Linked DNA regions of Homo sapiens: region 1 is linked to region 2. Evidence: chromatin loops called from intact Hi-C (ENCODE). Cell type or tissue: OCI-LY7. All regions are shown on one strand. Links, peaks and the distances in the headings refer to the core of each region. The heading gives the core; the rest is flanking DNA. Region 1 holds the start of N4BP3 (NEDD4 binding protein 3). Region 2 holds the start of PDLIM7 (PDZ and LIM domain 7).

Region 1 (11,292 bases), core at 1-8,000, 610 kb before region 2:
TGTCTCTCCTTAGGCCCCCCACCGTCCCCACTGTGCCCCTCCTGGCTGACTGACTGGATTATCAGCTCCCCCAGCAGGGCGGGGGCCCCCAGCTTTCAGGACACTCCTCCCTGCGTATGTCACAGAGTGGGGACAGTCTCTTTTCCTAAAGGGGTCCATCCTACCTCCACCCCCTCCCCCAACACATACATTCCTTCCTTCCTGTTGCTTGGAAGCCCAGGGATTGCCTGCTCCGGGCAGGGCAGCTGGGCAGGGCAGCTGTGCAGGCGGAGGGGATTTGGTGGGGGAGGAGGGAGGGAGGACAGCAAGTGCCTTGCAGCCTCACTGGAACATCAGAGCAAAAAGCCGGGGACCCTGCACGGGTCGTGGAGAGAAGGGTAGGGGACAAGCCAAGTGCCTGGGCTTCCCTGAGCTGGGAGCGGCAAACCCCCAGCCACACAGCTGGCTAGATTTGGGCTGGGACATTCAAGCCACATTCTCCACAGGTCCTGGCTAGCCCCAGTAAGGCCTCTTCACTCCTGCTCCCCGCCACCAGTCCCCTCACCCCTCTCCAGTCCCCAAGATTAGCAGGCAGCACTGGAATCTCTGAACACGGAGAGGAATTGCTTTCGGACCAATCCTTGGTGGAGATGGAAGACACAGCTGCCCTGGCCAGGAAGCAAAGAAGGAGAGGACGCGCTTTCTTTGAGGGGGGCGTCCCAGAGCCTGTTGGTGCCCTTTTGGGTCACGCCAAAGGGCACTATCACATCCTCACAAGACACACAGGAGATGAGTTCTGTCATCCCCCACTTCACAAGAGGAAACTGAGGTTCAGAAAGTGAAGTAACACGCCTAAGGTCACGTTCAGCCGCAGGGGAGAAAGCACACAGGCTCCAGGATTAGAAGTCCTCTCGGATCCCACCTTGCATCTCCTCTGGGGTGGGACATTCCAGTCCCCACATGGGCAGGAGTGCTGCCTGCCCTGGCTACAGTCAGCCCCTCCTGAGCCCTGGCCCCAGGGAAAGGTCCCACCACCTGCTGGGGGATCAGCTCTGCTAAGGGGCGTGTCTGCAGCTGCCCCTAAGGAATGGGACTGGAATGTCCCAGCTCCAAAAGGGGGGGGTAGTAGGCAAGGGGGGCCCAGAGAGGGGCTGGGAGAGGCTGGCCCACCCCATCCCCTCTGTGACAGACACTTGAGGCAGAGACAGGGGCTAAAGCCTGCGGAAGTGGTGCTTAGTATCACCATATAGTGCTTCACGGCTGCACCGCAGTCTACAGTTTTTTCTCAGCCCTTCTATTTCATTATCTCATTTCATCTCCACAATAGCCTCGTGGGGGCAAACAGGACAGTAATTACCCTCACGCCATTTTACAGATCGGGAAACTGAGGCCTCGGAAGGCGAGGTGAGTTATCCAAGATCCCACAGTGAGAAGCAATCTCAACTCCCTGGGCAAGGTCCTTTCTACCTCAGCAGGTTGTCCTAAGCCAGGGGTCACGGGTTCCCCTCCATGGGCACACACTGCTGTGTATGTATTGCATATATGTCTGCCCAGCCCTCCATGCCTGTTTCTCCCAAGGACACTTGCAACCAGGCTGCCCTAGACTGCGGTCCACCAGGCCTGGAATCCCTCCTGCTGCCCCCCAGGTCAGGAAGAAATAGAGGAAACCTGCCTCATGGGGACTCCGAGTCGCTATGCTAGCTCTAGAGGCGGTGGCAGAGGCAGGCTGGCCGCATTCATTCACAGTCTGGCACATGCACACCACACGCTGCCAGCCGGTAGAGAAGCCCTGCCTGGGAGGGCCCTGGGAGGAGGCTGATAACCGCGCCCAGGATGGCCTCCTGCGTCCGCTCCCTCCCGAGGACAGCCAGGCCCAATCTGTTCCTATGTGGTTGGGGTCGGGGGGTGGCCCAGTGGGAGGCAACGGGTCTCAGTTCTCTTTCTGGATACAGCCAGGGCCCTGATTTCGGCTTGTCCCCAGGCCAGCCCTCACTTGGGCCAAAGGCTGTGGCCGGGACTGGACCGGGTGCTCTGGCGGTCAAGACCTAGGAATGTCCCCTACCCGCAGACCCGCAGCTGCAGCCTGGTGGACCGGCAGGGGGTTGGGGGATAAAGGAGGTGTGGGAGGAAGCGAGAGATCTCATGGGGAAGTCAGAGGGGCAAACGAGGTTGCATCCCCACGGAATTTGTGTCAGGAAAGCAGGGGTGAAGGCGAGGGTTCCCCAAAGCTGCGGGAGGTCCCGGAGCTACCTGGGGGGCGGGGTGGGAGGCGCGTCTCCTCCTGGCCCCTCCCTGAGGCCTGCCGGGAGCGGCTGGGCCGGGGGGCGGAGGCCGAGGTCAGACGCCGGCGCCAAGGACGCCTGCCCCACCCAGCCGTGGCGCAGGGGTCCCGCGCGCTGCTCCCTGGAAAGCGCGTTTGCAGGGGTTGGGGAGAGCAAGGTAGCCTGCCGCCTGCCCCTCCAGCGGAGCATCGGGGTCGGTCCCCGATCCGGTGCCTCGGTGACCGGGAGCAGGGGACACCTGGGCGCACGCCGCACCTTGCCACCCCCGCCCATCTCTCAGACGGGAGCCTCGGCCAGCGGGACAGCAGCTTTGCCAAGGACGCCCGAAAACAAGACCTTGGCGACCCGCCCCACCCCTCCCCACCCCCCGAGTCCAGCCCGGGTCCCCAGCCCCTCGCGCGCCCCACTTACCATGGTGGCGACGCGCTCGCCGGCCCGCGGCTCCGCAGCCCTTGCGCGTCGCAGCTCCCCCGCGCGGATTTGAACCCTCCTGCAAGGCGTCGGCTCGGGCCGGGACTGCGTGCCGGGTCGGAGCGGCGGAGCGGCAGGCGCCGGGAAAACGCGGGCGGGCGCCGGCGCCGGAGCCGGATTGGCGAGGGAGGGACGCGCTCCGCGGCGCTCGATCGCCTGCCCCAAAGGCGGAGGGAAAACCCGGCCTGACTCACCGGCGCGCGGCAAGCCCACAGCCCGGCCCCGGCCCCCGGATGTGGGGGGCGGGGCCGCCTACCCGCGAGCCAACCTGGGCCCCGCCCGGCCCCGACCGCGCCCCCGGCCCTGACCCGCAGAGGCGCCGCACGGCGGTGGCGGGCGAAACCTGGACCGGCTGCGCCTCGCGTCGCTGCCTCCTTGAGCGCCCCGGCTCGTTCCCGAGGGGTGGGCAGCCCCGAGCGCGGCCCACGCCCCAGAGAGCGCACAGCGCCCCCGCTTCTCCTCCTCCGCCGTTCGCCTCGCCCGCCTCCTCTAAGGAAGAGGCGCGTGAGGTCCCTCACCTCCCTAATTGTAGCCGCCTCCTCTCCGGAAAACCTGATTTCCCCCCTTTGGGGATGAACCACAGTAGTACTTTGAGAAGTGAAAAGATTTTACCCCACGACTCTGGCTGAATTGGGCACAGAGTTATTTTCTTTTTGCCTCCAAAGTATTCTAGGGGCAGCAAAATCAGGTGCCTTCAGGGGCCAGAAAAATTACGCAAATGAGTCGTGAGCTTCCTACTAAGACAGTAGGAAGACATGGAAACAGACACAGACACGTAAAGGAGTCATATTCGAAAAATTAAAACACCGTTTCTAATTCAAAAGTTAAGCATAGAGTTACCATATGATCCGGCAATTATAGTCCTCAAACAAGTAATGTTCTTGGCAGTACTAGTCACAATAGTCAAAGAGCCAAAAGGTGGAAACAGCCCAAACTAACAATTGATGAGGGTGTAAGCAAACAATGGTAGATCCATTCAGTGGAATATTATTCAGCCATAAAAAAGAAATGAACGCCATGTGATGACTCATGTCTGAACTCTCCCAGCACTTTTGGAGGCCAGGAGTTCAGGAACAGCCTGGGCAACTCACAAAACTCCATCTCTATCTTAAAAAAAAAAAGACCTGATGTGGTGGCTCACCCCTGTAATCCTAGCATTTTGGGAGGCCGAGGCAGGCGGCTCACTTGAGGTCAGGAGTTTGAGACCAGCCTGGCCAACATGGCGAAATTCTATCTCTACCAAAAACACCAAACATTAGCCAGGCATGGTGGAGCGAGCCTGTAATCCCAGCTACTCGGGAGGCTAAGGTAGGAGAATTGCTTGAACCCAGGAGGCAGAGTTGCAATGAACGGAGATTGTGCCACTACACTCCAGCCTGGATGATGGCGTAAGCCTGTCTCAAAAAAAAAAAGAAAGAAAAGAAAAGAAAAAGAGGAATGAAACACTGATGATACCTGCTACAACATGGATAAACCTCCAAAACATGGCAAGTGAAAGAAACCAGACACAAAGCCCACATGTGTTAATGATGCCATTTATAATAAGTAAATCCAGACAAACAGAAAGCAGATTAGAGCCAGAGGCTGTGGGGAGAGAGAAAGGCAGAGTGATTGCCTAACAAGCATAGGGTTTCCTTCTGGGATGAGGAAAATGTTTTGGAGCCTGACAGAGGTGGTGGTTGCACAACGTTATGAATATACAAATGTCATTGAATTGTTTGCTTTAAAACGGCTAATTTTATGGTATGCACATTTTACCTCAATTAAAAAACATCTTGTCACTTGTGGAACAGATTTGGTCTACGGCCCACAAATTTGCAACCCCTTGTGTTCTATGCTGTTCTTACCAATTCTTGCTAGGACAGCATAGAACCTCTAGGAAGAACTTCTGGCCAGGCATGGCGGCTCACGCCTGTAATCCCAGCACTTTGGGAAGACGAGGTGGGCAAATCAATTAAGGCAAATGATTTGCCTGCCTCAGCCTCTCAGTGTGCTGGGAGTACAGGCGTGAGCCACCATGCCTGGCTGAAAGAACTTTTTTTTTGAGATGGAGTCTTGCTCTGTCGCCCAGGCTGGAGTGCAGTGGTGCGATCTCAGCTCGCTGCAAGCTCCGCTTCCCGGGTTCACGCCATTCTCCTGCCTCAGCATCCCAAATAGCTGGGACTACGGGTGCCCACCACCACACTCGGCTAATTTTTTGTATTTTTAGTGGAGATGGGGTTTCACCATGTTAGCCAGGATGATCTCGATCCCCTGACCTCGTGATCCACCCCCCCTTGGCCTCCCAAAGTGCTAGGATTACAGGCATAAGCCACTGCGCCCGGCAACTTTTTTTTTTTTTTGAGATGGAGTTTCACCCTTGTTGCCTAGGCTGAAGTGCAATGGCGTGATCTCAGCTCACTGCAACCTCCCCCTCCCAGGTTCAAGCGAGTCTTCTGTCTCAGCCTCCCGAGTAGCTGGTTGGCACAGGTGTGTGCCACCATGCCCGGCTAATTTTGTATTTTTAGTAGAGACGGGGTTGGTCAGGCTGGTCTTGAACTCCCGACCTCAGGTGATCCACCTGCCTCGGCCTCCCAAAGTGCTGGGATTACAGGCGTGAGCCACCACGCCCGGCCAGAATTTCTAATAGAACTGCCAGACTTCAGAATACTTGTCTAAGAAAACTCATTAATAGCTGCTGTGGGTCTCAGCCCTTGAGGAGCCAGTCTGGTAGGGTTACTCACTGGGACAGATAAAGTTTCAGAGCAAGAACCTGTTTGGCTGTTTGGGGGACCCAAGGAAAGGCCTCACTGGAGCAATGGTTTTTGAGATGGTCCTGGAAGCATTTCCACTGAGGAGTGTTCCCAGCAGAGCAGATAGCAGGGCTAGAGAAGGCAGGGCACGTTCAGCTTGCTAGCAAGGTCCAAGCCCTGGGTGGGAAAGGTTAGTGGTGGGAAGGGACGAAGGTGGCAACCGAGAGCAGACCCAGAGAAGCCTCTTGAAGTGGGCGCTGGGAGCCTCCGAAGCATTGAGAGAGAGGAGCTTGTGCACGCAGCTGGACGTGGGGCCTGTGAGGTGGCACAGGCAGGCAGGGAGGTCGGGTCCCCTGGGTCTCTAGGGAAAGAAATGGGGCCAAGGAGGACCTGGAAGCTGGAAGCTGCCGAGAAGGTGTTCATTCTGTCAACTGAGTGGGAGAGACAGTGATAGAGATGTTTATGAGAGGGTTTGAATGAAGGTTCTTATAAGAATCCACTTGCAAGAAATGGCATGAGGAAGAGAGAGAGAGGTCACAGCTAAGTTCTGATGAAAACTCAGATTCTGGGTTGGGTGCAGTGGCTCACGCCTGTAATGCCAACGCATTAGGAGGCCGAGGTGAGAGCATTGCTTAAGCCCAGGAGTTCCCTGGGCGACATAGCAAGACCCCATCTCTATAAAAAAATAAAAAATTAGCCAAGCCAGTGGTGCCTATAGTCCCAGCTACTCGAGAGGCTGAGGCAAAAGGATCCCTTGAGCCTAGGAATCAGAGGCTGCAGTGAGCTATGATCGAACACTGCACTCCAGCCTAGGTGACAGAGCAAGACCCTGTCTTTAAAAAAAAAAAGGCCGGGCACGGTGGCTCACACCTGTGATCCCAGCACTTTGGGAGGCCGAGGCAGGAGGATCACGAGGTCAGGAGATCGAGACCATCCTGGCTAACACGGTGAAACCCTATCTTTATTAAAAATACAAAAAATTAGCAGAGTGTGGTCGTGGGCGCCTGTAGTCCCAGCTACGCGGGAGGCTGAGGCAGGAGAATGGCATGAACCCAGGAGGTGGAGCTTGCAGTGAGCCGAGATGGTGCCACTGCACTCCAGACTGGGCGACAGAGCGAGACTCCGTCTCAAAAATAAATAAATAAATAAATAAATAAAGGCAGGACACAGTGGCTCATGCCTGTAATCCCAGCACTTTGGGAGGCCAAGGCAGGTGGATCACCTGAGATCAAGAGTTCGAGAACCAGCCTGGCCAACATGGTGAAAATCTGTCTGTACTAAAAATACAAAAATTAGGCAGATGTGATGGCGCACTCCCATAGTTCCAACTACTCAGGAGGCTGAGGCAGGAGAATCACTTGAACCTGGGAGGTGGAGGTTGCAGTGTCCCAAGATTGCACCACGGCACTCCAGCAGCCTGGCTGACAGAGCGAGACTCCATCTCAAAAAAAAAAAAAAAGAAAAAGAAGGTGCTCAACTGCACTGCGCTCCTGTCCTGTCCATGCGGGCTGCCTCTTGTTCTCACCCCGTCTCCTTGACCTTGGCCTCCCATTGGCCTTGCTGAGGCCTTTGAGAGAAGAAAGTGGGCTGGGCAGAGGTGAGGAGGCAGAAACCAACAGGAGGCCAGGCCTCTTTTCTTCCCTCCAACATCTGCCTGGACAGTATGGGAGAGGCCAAGCTGGACTCCTGCTGGGATGGGGGGATCTTGTATTCAGTGAACTTTATTTACCTTCCTGGACCTGCACAGCAGATGCCCCTGCAAGGGGCCACTTGCCCCCAGACATGACATTCCTGTAGAGTTGGCATGGGAGCCACACTGCTCAGATGCCAAGGGGTGGGGCACTCAGGGCACCAGGCCAGGGGAAGTGAAACCAGCCTCCCTGGATGCACCCACTTCCTGAATTGGCTGACCTGGGACACTTTAATTTCTCTCTCTGAGCCTTAGTTTCCTCAGCTCTGAAAGGGGAGGATTAAGTGAACTAGCACCTCTAAAGCACCCTGCACAGTGCCTGGTAAGTGGCAGCATCTGTGAAGGTCAGTTGGTCCTTCTGCCTTTTCCTTATGGGGAAGGTTTGTCAGAAGGACAGAATGCTTGTCATGGGCCCGTCTTGAAGTGCTGGAAGGCTGAGTCCTGCCCACACCGGCACGCACCTTCGTTGTTGTGGGTCTGTGGTCTGTCTTCCTGCATCCATGCTGTCTGTGAGTGGCCAGGACTGTATCACCCTGCAGCCATCCTGGTGAGGAGGAATTTCCTCATCTCTCTGGCCACCACCTCTGGCCTCATCACCTTTCTTCTTGACTGTTGCAACAACCTGCCTTGGCTTCCTACTGCCCAGCCACCCCCGACTCTGCCCCAGAGGGAGCCTTGTAGCCTACGCATTCTGTCCCCACACTCCTCTGCCCGAGAGGTGTAGTCCCAGCTTCAAGACTGGCCCTGCAACTCCTTTAGTCTTCGGGCCAAGCCACTGCTACTGCTTCTGTGCATCTCTGCTCTGGGAGCTGCCTCTGTGTCCTCATCCATAAGTGGCTGGTTGTTGGAATAGTCCATTAAGAGCACCCACTGTCCTCAAGGCCCCTCCTTCTACCCTCAAGGCAAAATTAATCACCCCATCCTCTTGCCGCTCCGGACTTTTTCTGTTTCTTTGCTGTGATGGTGCTTGTCACAGTGCGTTATCCTCTGTCACCCTCAAGAGACAGTGAGCCCTGAGTGTGGGGGACTGGTGGCCAGCACATGTCCAGACTCCCCCAGTTCTTCTTACAGTGCCTGACAGTTAGCCATGCTCAGCTCTAAGACACCATCTGCAAAAAGGCAATTCAGGACTGTTTTCTAACCAGGAGGAGGAGCTGAAGCAAGGCAGCCCTGGCTCTGAATCCCAGTCCTGTCCGTGACTTCCTGGTGACCTTCCTGAGCCTCGGATTCTTCATTGGTAAAGCAGGCAGCATCCCCTGGGCATGTCCAGGGACCTGACAGCTTTGTGTCCCCTGGCCGCCTTTCACTCCTTGCCCTCCCTTGTCCTCTCTCCCCTGGAGCTGGGCCAGGCCCCAGCCTGAGGGAGGAGAGCTGGGCATTCTTGGAGAGGCAGCATCTGAGGGTTTCAGACCTTGCAAAGCGCAGGCTAACAGATAACTCCTGGTGCCGGCCCTAGCTCTGCCAGTCCTCCAAGATTGGTCTTTTACAAATTTTTATTTATTTTTAACATTGTTTTTTAGGCTGGGTAGAGTGGCTCATGCCTATAATCCCAGCACTTGGGGAGGTTGAGGTGGGTACATCACTTAAGGTCAGAGGTTCAAGACCAGCCTGGCCAACATGGAGAAACCCCATCTCAACTAAAAATACAAAATTAGCCAGGGGTGGTGGTGCACACCTATAATCCCAGCTACTTGGGAGGCTGAGGCAGGAGAATGGCTTGAGCCCGGGAGGTGGAGGTTGCAGTGAGCCAAGATCACACCACTGCACTCCAGCCTGGGTGACAAGAGCAAAACTCCGTCTCAAAAAAAAAAAAAATTTTTTTTTTGTAAAATAGAGGCAAGGTCTATGTTGCCCAAGCTGGTCTCAAACTCCTGGGCTCAAGCAATCCTCCTGCCTCAGCCTTCCAAAGTGTTGAGATTACAGCTGTGAGTCGCCACATCCAGCCCAAGATTGTTCTAAAACTGTGTCACAGAGGGGTATTGTGGCTGTGGGGCAGAGCCAGTGGGGCTGTGCACCCACCCAGCCTCCCCAGCCCTCCCCACTCTCGCACCTGGGGTCAAAGTGGACTCCTGGACCTGGGCTGCCTCCCCGAGTCAGCAGAGCTGGAGAGGAGCCTTCGTTCACTCCTCCTGCTTCCTCTTCCCTGGGTCCCCCCACCCCCAGGGGTGACTGGGGCAGCCCCAGGCAGGAGGTTGGGGTGGAAGTTGAGAGCTGCCATGACTTGCTCAGGTGTCTGCCCCGGGGCAGACCTCAGACCTTCAGGAGCCCATGAGGACTCACACCCCGGAAGTCCAGGCAGTCCAACTGGCCCACTCATGCACCACTGGGACTACAGGTGTGAGATTACCTGCCCCGACCTCCCTAAGTGCTGGGGTTACAGGCCACCGGAAACCTGGACCAGCCCCACAGCTAAGTCCAGGTGGAGCTGCCACCCCAGATGGTAACACGGTACTTTGCCCAGAAACTCCTGGGCTGCAGTCCCTCAGTTGCAGTGATTTATGGCAAGGGGTTGGGGGTGGACGAAGTCTGGAGGAGTCATTGTGAAACTACAGCAGCACCATGAAGAGAGCTCCGGGGATGGGTGGCACGACGGTGCACATGTGCTTCACACCACTGAACTGGACACTTCAAGATGGTTAAGAGGCCGGGTGTGGTGGCTCATGCCTGAAATCTCCCAGCACTTTTGGAGGCTGAGGTGCGTGGATCACAGGAGGCCAGGAGTTCAAGACCAGCCTGGCCAACATGACAAAACCCCGTCTCTACTAAACATACAACAATTATCCAGGCATGGTGGTACACACCTGTATCCCAGCTACTCGGGAGGCTAAGGCACGAGAATCCCTTGAATCCGGGAGGCAGAGTTTGCAGGGAGCTGAGAGAGGACTGATGTACTTCAGCCTGGGCGACAGTGCAAGACTCTGTTTCAAAAAATAGTTAGGTTTTGTGTGCATTTTACCATGATTTGAAATGTTTTAGGCCAGGTGTAGTGGTGCACACCTGCAGTCCCAGCTACCCAGGAAGCTGAGCCAGGAGGATTGCTTGAGGCCAGGAGTTAGAAGCTTGTGACTGGGCCACTGCACTCCAGCCTGGGCAGCAGAGCAAGACTCCACCTCTTAAAAAAAAAAAGAGACAGAAAAAAAAAAAATCTGTGTAATACAGTGACTTGGATTGTCACAGTCCAGAGTTGTCCAAAAGGTGCTGGCCATGGGCCACTATTTTTTTTTTTTTAACCAAGACTTTACCTAGATTATTTTTAAAGCTTAATTACAACAATTTTCGAATATACACAAAGGTAAAGGGAGGGAATTTTTAAAAACTCCCACGTACCCACTGCCTGCCTTTAAAAGTTACCCAGCAGAGGCTGATTTTATTTACTTCCACACAAACCCTCCCACACTCCAGGGTTCTTTTTTTTTTTTTGAGACGGAGTCTTGCTCTGTTGCCCAGGCTGAAGTCCAGTGGTGCAATCTCAGCTCACTGCAACCTCCACCTCCTGGGCTCAAGCAACTCTCCTGTCTCAGCCTCCTGAGTAGCTGGGACTACAGGCACATGCCACCATGCCTGGCTAATTTTTGTATTTTTAGTAGAGATGGGGTTTCACCATATTGGTCAGGCTGGTCTCGAACTCCTGACCTCAGGTGACCCACATGTCTCAGCCTCCCAAAGTGCTGGGATTACAGGCATGAGACACCACGACTAGCCTATTTATTTATTTTAGAGACAGGGTCTTCCTCTGTTGCCCAGGTTGAAGTGCAGTGGTGTAGTCATAGCTCACTGCAGGCTCAAACTCCTGGGCTGAAGAGATCCTCCTGCCATGGCCTCCCAAAGTGCTGGGATTACAGGCATGGGCCATTGTGCCTGGCCTAAATTGTAATAATTTTACAGTTTGCCTCAAACGAGGACTGACGTCTAGGCAAGGTCTGCTGGGGGCCTCCCACATGCAGGCAGTCTCTCTGCTGTGCCCTCCACCAGCTCCGAGGGCCCCCTGCCCACAAGCACCGCTCTCTCCTTTCCCCTCTGGGGAAGGCCAGGAGAAGTGACTTTTGAGGTTACCTGAAGGACTTCTGTCTGTTTGGAAAAGGGTGTGAAGCTGAAGCCGATGGCCTCAGTGCCCAAAGGGGAACGCTTCCCACTGGCC
Region 2 (10,718 bases), core at 2,719-10,718:
GCGGCGAGCAGGGGGGCGATTGGGCTGGGGCACCTGCCCCCGACTTGTCCACCTCCACGCTCACATCCCATCACCCAGCAAGCTCCACCGAGCACCTACAAGCCTGGGAAAAGTAAATCTATAATGACTCTCAGAGGGCCGTGCGTGCCATGGAGAAAATGGACCGCCAGGGGAGCAGGAGGAAGTGAGGGAGCGACGGGCAGGGTGGCCAGGGAAGGCCTCTCAGAGGAGGGCCCTGAATGACAGGAACCCACTGGGCAAAGGTCTGAGGACAGGGGCAGCCTGGGGAGTTGTGAACAGAGGGAGTCCCGTGGGCAGAGGCCCCGAGGCCGGACAGTGTGGGGTGTTTAAGGGCAGAAAGAAGGCGACGTGGCTGGAAGGAAAGGAGTGCAGGAGGAAGCCAACTCACAGAGCTTAGGAGAGCGGCTGAAATGCCCTAGGCCATGTGTGTGGTTTTGTTCTGAGTGAGAGGCGAAGGCTTTGGAGGGTTTAAGCCGGACATGTTTGTAAAGCCCCAAAAGGTCTGTGATGGGTCAAAAGGAAGTGAGCCTGGGGGTTCTTCAAAGAGGTAAACAGAGTTACCATGTGGCCCACAGGTCCACTCCTAGGTGTGTGCCCAAGAGAACTTGAACAGGTGTTCAAACAAAACATGTACATGTGAGGCAGGAGGATCGCATGAGCCCCAGAGGTCGAGGCTGCAGTGAGCTGTAATCGTGCCACTTCACTCCAGCCCGGGAGACAGAGCAAGACCCTATCTTAAAAAAAAACCCACATGGACATGAACGTCCATAGCAGCACTACTCACAGCCACCAGAAGGTGGAAACAGCCTACATGGCCATCAGCTGACAAATGGATAAGCAAAACGTGGTCCGTCCGCAAGATGGAATACTACTCAGCCATAAAAACAAACAAACGCCTGGCACAGTAGCTCTTGCCTGTAATCTTAGCACTTTGGGAGGCTGAGGTAGGAGGATTGCTTGAGCCTAGGAATTCAAGATCAGCCTGGGCAACATAGTGAGACCCTGTCTCAAAAAAAAAAAAGAAAAGAAGAAAGAAAGAAATGTACAGACAAGGTAACTCCATTGGGATAGAAATCAGATGAGTGTTGGCAGGAGCTGGAGGAAGGGAGAAGTGGGGAGTGGCTGCTCATGGGTACAGGGCTTCCATGTGGGATGATGGAAAAGTTCTGGAACTAGACAGTGGCAACAGTGCACAGCCTTGTGAGTATACTAAAAAGCACTGGTGGCCGGGTGCGGTGGCTCAGGCCTATAATCCCAGCACTTTGGGAGGCCGAGGCGGGCGGATCACCTGAGGTCAGAAGTTCGAGACCAGCCTCAACATGGAGAAACCCCGTCTCTACTAAAAATACAGAAGTAGCTGGGCATGGTGGTGCATGCCTGTAATGCCAGCTACTCGGGAGGCTGAGGCAGGCAGAATTGCTTGAACCTGGGAGGCAGAGGTTGCGGTGAGCCGAGATCATGCCATTGCACTCCAGCCTGGGCAACGAGAGCAAAACTCCGTCTCAAAAAAAAAAAAAAAAAAAAGAAAAGAAAAAAAAGAGCACTGATGATACACTTTAAGATGTAAAATGGGCCGGGCGTAGTGGTTCACACCTGTAATCCCAGCACTTTGGGAGGCCGAGGCAGGCGGATTACCTGAGGTCAGGAGTTCGAGACCAGCCTGGCCAACATGGTGAAACCCTATCTCTACTAAAAAAAAATTACAAAAATTAGCTGGGTGTGGTGGCACACGCCTGTAATCCCAGCTACTACTTGAGAGGCTGAGGCAGCAGAATTGCTTGAGTCTGGGAGGCAGAGGTTGCAGTGAGCTTAGATCGCACCACTGCATTCCAGCCTGGCCGACAGAGCAAGACTTTGTCTCAAAAAAAAAAAAAAAAGTAAGATGGTTAAAACAGTAAATTTTATGTTCTCTGTATTTTATCATATTTTAAAAATCAAAAAACAAAAGGCAGTTGAGGTTAGGCATGGAGGTTCGTGCCTGTAATCCCAGCACTTTGGGAAGCCGAAGCACGTGGATCACCTGAGGTCAGGAGTTCGAGACCAGCCTGCCCAATATGGTAAAACCCTGTCTCTACTAAAAATACAAAAAATTAGCCAGGCATGGTGGTGGGCACCTGTAATCCCAGCTACTTGGGAGACTGAGGCAGGAGAATCACTTAAACCCGGGAGGCGGGCTGGGCGCGGTGGCTCATGCCTGTAATCCCAGCACTTTGGGAGGCCGAGACAGGCGGATCATGAGGTCAGGAGATCGAGATCATCCTGGCTAACATGGTGAAACCCCATCTCTACTAAAAATACAAAAAAAATTAGCCAGGCCTGGTGGCGGGCACCTGTAGTCCCAGCTACTTGGGAGGCTGAGGCAGGAGAATGGCGTGAACCTGGGAGGCGGAGCTTGCAGTGAGCCAAGATCGCGCCACTGCACTCCAGCCTGGGCGACAAGAGTGAGACTCCATCTTAAAGAAAAAAAACAAACCCGGGAGGCGGAAATTGCAGTCAGCCGAGATCTCGCCATTGCACTCAAGTATGGGTGACAGAGCAAGACTCCATGTCAAAAAAAAAGGCAGTTGACAGGAGCAAGGAGCCTGGTGAGGAAGCTGTGGCATTTGACCCGGCTGTGTTGCTATGGGCCAGGGTGGTGCTAGTAGAGGAGCTGAGTGGGAAAGAGCACAGGGGACATGCTGAAGGCCTGGGTGTGGGGATGAGGCAGAGATTGGGGGCACCTTGCAGGGTCATAGCAGGTGGCTGTGGTGAGATGGAGGAAGACACCTGGGGTACTGCTCTAGGCTGTCAGACATACAGAAGCTGGCCCAGCCAAGCCCAGGGGCTGCAAGGGACATCCTTTTGTGTCCCCAGTGATCTGCAGCTCTCAGACACCCTCAAGCACAGTGCCTCTTGCCCAGCCCAGCACTCTCAGTGGGGAGCCAGGTGGGAGAACAGGCTCGGAAGGGGACCTAGGCTTATGCAGCGAGCCGGGCAAAGCTGGAACTGGAGCCCAGGCCCCTGGATGCCCCCTGGCTTGTGGAGTTCTGGGATACTGAGGGGAGGGGACAGGGCATGGGAGTGCGGTGCTCTCACCTTTGACTTGAACTCATTCCCCAGGGGACAGGGGAGGCCTCCTCAGGATCCACAGATGCCCAGTCTCCCAAGAGGGGCCTGGTCCCCATGGAGGAAAACTCCATCTACTCCTCCTGGCAGGAAGGTAAGTTGGAGGACGTGCAAGGGCAGCCTCAGCCCCCCACACCCAGGGCTGGGTCTTTTTGGGACTGACGGAGCTGTCCTGGCCACCTGCCACAGTGGGCGAGTTTCCCGTGGTGGTGCAGAGGACTGAGGCCGCCACCCGCTGCCAGCTGAAGGGGCCGGCCCTGCTGGTGCTGGGCCCAGACGCCATCCAGCTGAGGGAGGCCAAGGGCACCCAGGCCCTCTACAGCTGGCCCTACCACTTCCTGCGCAAGTTCGGCTCCGACAAGGTGAGGTGCAGGGGTGGGAAAGGGTGAGGGGCTGACACCCTGGACCCTCCTGCTAATCCCCACCCGTGTGCCCTGTGCCCAGGGCGTGTTCTCCTTTGAGGCCGGCCGTCGCTGCCACTCGGGTGAGGGCCTCTTTGCCTTCAGCACCCCCTGTGCCCCTGACCTGTGCAGGGCTGTGGCCGGGGCCATCGCCCGCCAGCGGGAGCGGCTGCCAGAGCTGACCAGGCCCCAGCCCTGCCCCCTGCCACGGGCCACCTCTCTGCCCTCCCTGGACACCCCCGGAGAGCTTCGGGAGATGCCACCAGGACCTGAGCCACCCACGTCCAGGAAAATGCACCTGGCCGAGCCCGGACCCCAGAGCCTGCCGCTACTGCTAGGCCCGGAGCCCAACGATCTGGCGTCCGGGCTCTACGCTTCAGTGTGCAAGCGTGCCAGTGGGCCCCCAGGCAATGAGCACCTCTATGAGAACCTGTGTGTGCTGGAGGCCAGCCCCACGCTGCACGGTGGGGAACCTGAGCCGCACGAGGGCCCCGGCAGCCGCAGCCCCACAACCAGTCCCATCTACCACAACGGCCAGGACTTGAGCTGGCCCGGCCCGGCCAACGACAGTACCCTGGAGGCCCAGTACCGGCGGCTGCTGGAGCTGGATCAGGTGGAGGGCACAGGCCGCCCTGACCCTCAGGCAGGTTTCAAGGCCAAGCTGGTGACCCTGCTGAGTCGTGAGCGGAGGAAGGGCCCAGCCCCTTGTGACCGGCCCTGAACGCCCAGCAGAGTGGTGGCCAGAGGGGAGAGGTGCTCCCCCTGGGACAGGAGGGTGGGCTGGTGGGCAAACATTGGGCCCATGCAGACACACGCCTGTGTCCACCCTGGCCTGCAGGAACAAGGCAGGCCGCCTGTGGAGGACCTCAGCCCTGCCCTGCCCTCCTCATGAATAGTGTGCAGACTCACAGATAATAAAGCTCAGAGCAGCTCCCGGCAGGGGCACTCACGGCACACGCCCCTGCCCACGTTCATTGCGGCCAACACAAGCACCCTGTGCCGGTTCCAGGGGCACAGGTGACCTGGGCCTTACCTGCCACCCGTGGGCTCAAACCCACTGCAGCAGACAGACGGGATGGAAATCATTAGGACTCCATGTTGCTCTGCACGGCCGAGTGACACGAAGAGGCAGGCGGAGGGAGCTGTGAGGCTTACTTGTCAGACTCAGGAAGGAGCAACATGAGGGCCCAACTGGAGACCCGGAGGCCCGAGCTGGGAGGAGGCAGTGGGGGCGGGGTGCAGGTGGAAGGGATTTCAGAGACACCCTCGTCCAAAACACTTGTTCCCTGCTGAAACTCCAACAATTTGCAGATACTTCTGGGAACCCCAGGCGTCAGTCTCCTCATCTGTAAAGGAGAGAGAACCGATGACGTATCAGGCATAATCCTTGATGAGAGTTTGCTGCGTGCCTACTCAGTGCCAGGCGCTGGGGGACACAGCCGTGTTCAGGACAGCCTTGGTCCTGTTCTCCGGGAGCCGACATTCCAGGGGGAGAGAAGTTTCCTGAAGACTTCCATGCTGCGTTCCCTCCTCTGCTCCTGCTCCTGGCGCCATCCTAGGAGCCAGCCACGCACGCAAGCGTCATGCCTCCAGGGCTCTGACTGCCCAGCCCCTCACCGCAACTCCACCTCAGCTGCACACACCCTTGGCACATCCTGAACCTCATTTTCATGACGGACACACAATTTTTGCTCTCTCCTGTCCAAGCCTCATCCTCTGGCCGCCACCTCCTTCCAGCTCACTTCCTTTAGTGCGGCCAGTACCGCCCCTGCCTAGGCATGTCGACCTGCAGGGACCCTTTTCTGGCTCTTCGAGGCCTCTGCCCACCATCCCCTCTTTGTTCTCCATAGTCCCTTCCCCCTGTTCTCTCTCGTTTCATCTTACTGGTCTGGCAAAGTCCCCGGCCTTGGGCGAGCCCAGACCTCCTCAGTGCCTGCACACAGCTGCCCACAGCCAGAGAAATCCATTTAAGCAGACTGCCTGCATCCTTCTTAACAGTGCAAGGCAGGCACTCCCTGCCACAAGAGACCCTGTTCCCTAGTAGGGCAGCTTTTCTCCTCCCCAGAACCTCCTGTCTATCCCCACCCAATGTCTCCTCACAGGCATATTGGGGAAACAGGTCGGGCTCTCCCACCGTATCTGCAAGTGTACTGGCATCCATCTGTCTTCTTCCTACCCCTACAGTAGAAACAGTGTCTGTCCCCAGCTGTGCTCTGATCCCGGCTCCTTTCACCTCAGAGCTTGGAAAATTGAGCTGTCCCCACTCTCTCCTGCGCCCATTCATCCTACCAGCAGCTTTTCCAGCCACACGCAAACATGCTCTGTAATTTCACATTTTAAACCTTCCCTTGACCTCACATTCCTCTTCGGCCACCTCTGTTTCTCTGTTCCTCTTCACAGCAAAAACTGTTCAAAAGAGTTGTTGATTACTTTCATTTCCACTTTCTCACCCCCATTCTCCCCTCAATTAACTCTCCTTCATCCCCATGATGCCATTATGTGGCTTTTATTAGAGTCACCAACCTTATTCTCCAAAACAAAAGCAACAAGGACTTTGACTTCTCAGCAGCACTCGGCTCTGGTTCTTGAAACACCCCCGTTACTTGCTATTCCTCCTACCTCATAACAATCTCCTTCCCAGCCTCTACTGCTGCCTTCTCTGAGTTCTTCCCAGGGTCCTAGGCTCAGATGTAGTGTAGCTCAACCCTGCTACACAAAGAATCTCCTGAAAGCCTGTAAAAATGTCCATGCATGTTCTGTGAGTGATCTACCAAGAAAATAAAAAATTTTAAAAATCAAATGCCCATGCCTGGGCCCACACGCAGGGGCTCTGATTTCATCAGTCTGGTAGGTGGGTTCTGGGCATCCACGCTCACTGGATTTCCGGATGATTGTAGTATGCAGCCTAGGCTGGGAACCACTGGCCTCAGCAAGCCAGTCATTCTCCAGGTGTCACAGACCCTCTAGGTGCTAATGACCCCGAAGGTCTGTCTTCAGTGCACACCTCCCCCTGAGCTCCAGATTTAGGAATCCCACTGCACACGAGACATCTGGATGTGGAAAAGACATCTCCAGATCCCATGGGTGAAAGGGGGTTGGGGGAATGGAGACTCTGGTGTTCTTCCAGGATGTGTGTGGACACAGAATGCAAAGCCTGGAGGGATGCTAGAGCCATAGGGAGGAAGATTTTGGCTCACTTATTCATGCAAGCACTTCCTGATGGGTAAGGTCTTAGAGCAAGCTGAGGCCAAGAGGCGGGCAGTCGAGGTGCTGCTGCAGGCACCCCCACTCCCTACAGTGGCAAGCCCAAGCCCAGCCCTTGGCAGCTCAAATCCCAGGACACGCTGAAGGTCACCCAGAGAGTCAGGGGCATGGCTAGAACCAGAACCCAGGACTCTGGGGACCCAGCATGGCATCCTTTCCTTCATTACAAATCTGAGCTGCTTTGTTTCCTAGGGATTTCTGTGATATTCCAAGGGGACTGTGGGAAAGAAAGTCCTTGGAAACCACCAGGACGCTAGAGGCCTGGCCTGGAGCCTCAGGAGTCTCGGCCACCAGAGGGCGCTGGGTCCTTGTCCAGGTCCAGTTGCTACGCAGGGGCTGCCTGTGCTGGGAGGCTCCCCAGGGGACACAGACCAGAGCCTTGCACCAGCCCAAGGAATGGGAGCCTGGGGTCCTCTCTGCTGGAGGACTGCCAGGACCCCCAGGCTGCCGCCTCTTCCTTTGCTCATTTGCTGTTTCACTTTGTCAATCCTTCCTTTCTTCGTGTGTTCATTCACATCCACTGTGTGCTGGCCCTGGGGAAATGTTAGATAAGACACATTAGCTGTGTGTCTTCATTGTCCTAACAAAGAACACACCCTGGAAAGAGCACCGCAGAGAGTCCCCATTCCCCCATCTCCCTCCACACATGGAATCTGGAGATGCCTTTTCCACATCCAGATGTCTCTGGTGCTGTGGGATTCTTAAATAAACAAACATTTCATACAGAATGTGAGATGATGGAGATGCTATGGGGAAAAATAAAGCAGAGGGAGGGCCTAGTGTGTGATGCGGGTGAGGCATCCAGGGATTGCTGTTTCAGCTGTGATCAGGAAAGGCCCTGGGAGGAGGCCACATCTGAGCAGAGACCTAAATAAAGTTGGAAACCTGTTGCTGAGATATCTGGAGAAGTGTTTCAAGGGCCGGGCACCGGGCATGGTGGCTCACGCCTGTAATCCCAGCACTTTGGGAGGCCAAGGCAGGTGGATCGCTGGAGGTCAGGAGTTTGAGAGCAGCCTGACCAACATGGAGAAACCCCATCTCTACTAAACATATAAAAATTATCCGGGCATGGTGGTTCATGCCTGTAGTCCCAGCTACTCGGGAGGTTGAGGCAGGAGAATCACTTGAACGTGGGAGGCAGAGGTTGCAGCAAGCCGAGATCACACCACTGCACTCCAGCCTGGATGACAGAGCGAGACTCCGTCTCAAAAAAAAAAAAGAAAAGAAAAAAGAAAAAAAAAGAAAAGTGTTTCAAGCAGGGGAACTGGCAAGTGGAGAGGCCCTGAGGCAGAAATATGCTTGGCCTGCTGGAGGAAATGTGAGTGAGGAGGTCAGGGTGGCTGGAGTGGAGGGAGCGAGTGGTAGGAGTCAGACCCAGTTTATTCATATTCTGTAGGTCTTAAGGACTTCAGTTTTATTTTGAGTGCAATATGAGCCCACTGGAATGCTAAAAGCTGAGAGTGACATGGTGCTGTGATTCTGGCTTTAAAAATATCACTTTGGCTGCTTCGTGAAGACTCTGGAAGGGGCAAGGGTGAAAGCAGGGATGCCCGTTAGGAGACCGTTACAGGGGCGCAGGCACAAAATGGCAGTGGCTGGGACAATGGTGGCAGCAGCGGTTAGATGTGAACATGTTGAAGGTGGAATTTGCAGAATCTGGGGGAGGACAGAAGAGAAAGGATAACTTCATCGTTTCTGCTGAACCAGTTGGATAAATGTTGGTGGCACTTCTTGAAGTGAGGAAGGAGTTAGGAAGGTGGGAAAGGCACAAGTTTGAATTGGGCCATGATGGTCTGAGATACCTAGTACAGTGGTTCCCCAACCTTTTTGGCAGAAGGGACCGCTTTCATGGAAGACAATTTTTCCACAGACTGGGGGTGGGGTGGGGATGGTTTCAGGGTGGTTCGAGTGCAGTACATTTATCATTAGACTCTTTTTTTTTTTTTTTTTTTGAGATAGAGTCTCGCTCTGTCACCCACACTGGAGTGCAGTGGAGCCATCTTGGCTCACTACAACCTCTGCTGCCCAGGTTCAAGTCATTCTCCTGCCTCAGCCTCTCAAGTAGCTGGGATTATAGGCATATGCGCCACCACGCCCAGCTAATTTTTGTATTTTTAGTAGAGACGGGGTTTCACCATATTGGCCAGGATGGTCTCGAACTCCTGACCTCAAGTGATCCTCCCCCGCCTCAACCTCCCAAAGTGCTGGGGTTACAGGCGTGAACCACTGCACCCGGCCCATTTATCATTAGATTCTCATAAGGAATGAGCAACCTAGATCCCTCGCATGCACAGTTCACAATAGGGTTCACGCTCCTATGGGAGTCTAATGCTGCCGCTGCACTCAGCTTCTCTGGCTTGCCGCTGCTCACCTTCTGCTGTGCAGCCCAGTTCCTAACAGGCCACAAACGGGGAGTTGGGGACCCCTGATCTAGTAAACATCTAGGCAGGGTTTTGGATAATGGAGTTAGAGTTCCTGGGGAGAGGTCAGGCTGGCCATGAAACATGGGATGCCTTTGCATATAGGTGGTGTTGAAAGCCACAGGACAGTACGGGGTCTCAGGGGGTGAGCATAAAGAGAGGCGACATCAGATGGCCAAGGCCAGAGGCAGAGGAGGATGGGAAGGAGGGGCCAGTGGGGCAGGGGGAAGCTGTGAAGCCAGGGAAAAAGGGTGTTTCGCGGAAAAGGATCAACCTGGACCAGTGCTGCCCCTAGGCAGGGCAGGATGAAACTTAACCACCACGGATTCCATGGCCCCATGGCCTCCAGGCCACAGGGGACCTTGAGAAGAGAGATCTCAGGGGACGGGTGCGGACAAGAGCCCGCCTGGCATGGCTTCAAGAGATAACTGAAGGAAAGCAAGTGGAGACGCGATAAACAGACAACTCCCTGGAGGAATTTTACTCTCGAGAGGAGAATTAAAGGGTAGTAGCTGGAGAGGGATGTGGGGTCAAGAGAAGGTCTTTAACGACGAGAACTCTCACGGCGGTTTGTGCAGAACAGGGTGGGTGTGATGACTGTGGATGGAGAGGGGAGAACTGCAGCGACTCTGTCCTAGGAGGAGGTGATGGGCCGGGACCACCAAGCGAGTGGAGGGTGGACGCCCCTTCCCTCACCCCGACACCCGCATGTGCTCAGTGTCCGTGCCGCCGGCCCTAGTGCCTGGGCTGAACGCGGGGCCGGGACTCTGAGGACGCCTCCCAGGCGGCGCAGTCCGCTCTGGCCAAGGTGGAGCGGGACGCGGCGCTTCCGACGGTGCGCGGGTCGGCTCGGGGTTGCAGGGACATCCGGCGTCCGCTCCTGCCCTGTTTTCCTGCCTTCGGCAGAGCGTTGCGCAACTCTAGCTTTAAACGCCCCTGTCCCCCTCAACTTGTCTCCCCCAGCCCCTCTGATTTACAGATTCTGCAGTCCCCGAGGGTTGCGCCTACGATACCGACACTCGCGGCAGCCCTGCGAGGCGAGTATGATCGTCCCATTTTTCGGAGTAGCAAACTAAGGTTCAGAGACTACTATGTCCCAGGTCGGTCTGGTTTGAAGGTCCGCTTTCCTCTCCCTCCGCCAGCGGGCGGTGCGAGGGACTGGGCGAGGCAGCGCTTCCCTAAGGAGGCGACCCGCAGCCCCGGCCCCCTCCCGACTCCGCCCCGTTGCAGGGCCCGGGTCGGCGAGGCCTCTCAGCTCTAAGCCCGACGGGACTTGGTGATTGGGCAGGACGGAAGAGCTGGGTGGGGCTTTCCACCAGCGGAGAAAGTCTAGTGGGCGTGGTCGCGACGAGGGCGTGGCCTGGTGCCCCGCCCCCGTCCGCGCGCTCAAAGTGGAGGGTGGCTGTGGGGGCGGGGTCAGAACACTGGCGGCCGATCCCAACGAGGCTCCCTGGAGCCCGACGCAGAGCAGCGCCCTGGCCGGGCCAAGCAGGTATCGACGACCGCG

The links. Hi-C counts contacts between places; a loop is a spot of excess contacts. Peaks named below come from ENCODE experiments on the same cell type or tissue, not always from the same donor. Only the 100,000 strongest peaks of a DNase experiment are listed, where the experiment ranks them.
Region 1: it touches region 2 in a loop (2.2-fold over the local background); 2 of 110 quality-filtered maps call a loop at or near these places.

Annotation. Positions count from the first base shown.
Region 1 is chr5:178,105,152-178,116,443 of GRCh38, reverse strand. It overlaps N4BP3 (NEDD4 binding protein 3), which reads right to left and starts at 2,912. Exons shown (of 5, transcript NM_015111.2): 1 at 2,673-2,912. RefSeq lists silencers at 1,103-1,212, 1,823-1,872, 2,223-2,542, 2,623-3,172 and enhancers at 1,683-1,742, 1,271-1,784. In OCI-LY7, for the core only: CTCF peaks have their summits at 2,778, 2,979 and 3,178; DNase peaks (open chromatin) are centred at 1,233, 1,713, 2,943, 3,423 and 2 weaker places; H3K4me3 peaks cover 3,997 bases; H3K27ac peaks cover 3,798 bases.
Region 2 is chr5:177,497,513-177,508,230 of GRCh38, reverse strand. PDLIM7 (PDZ and LIM domain 7) reads left to right here and starts at 10,627. Exons shown (of 13, transcript NM_005451.5): 1 at 10,627-10,703. DOK3 (docking protein 3) reads left to right here. Exons shown (of 6, transcript NM_001308236.3): 4 at 3,121-3,220; 5 at 3,316-3,488; 6 at 3,571-6,327. The coding sequence ends at 4,248. RefSeq lists enhancers at 3,772-4,723, 4,724-5,677, 6,177-6,226, 6,247-6,316, 6,327-6,376 and 5 more and a silencer at 10,232-10,718. In OCI-LY7, for the core only: CTCF peaks have their summits at 6,868 and 7,075 (motif pointing right); DNase peaks (open chromatin) are centred at 2,810, 5,990, 7,100, 10,540 and 4 weaker places; H3K4me3 peaks cover 4,369 bases; H3K27ac peaks cover 5,019 bases.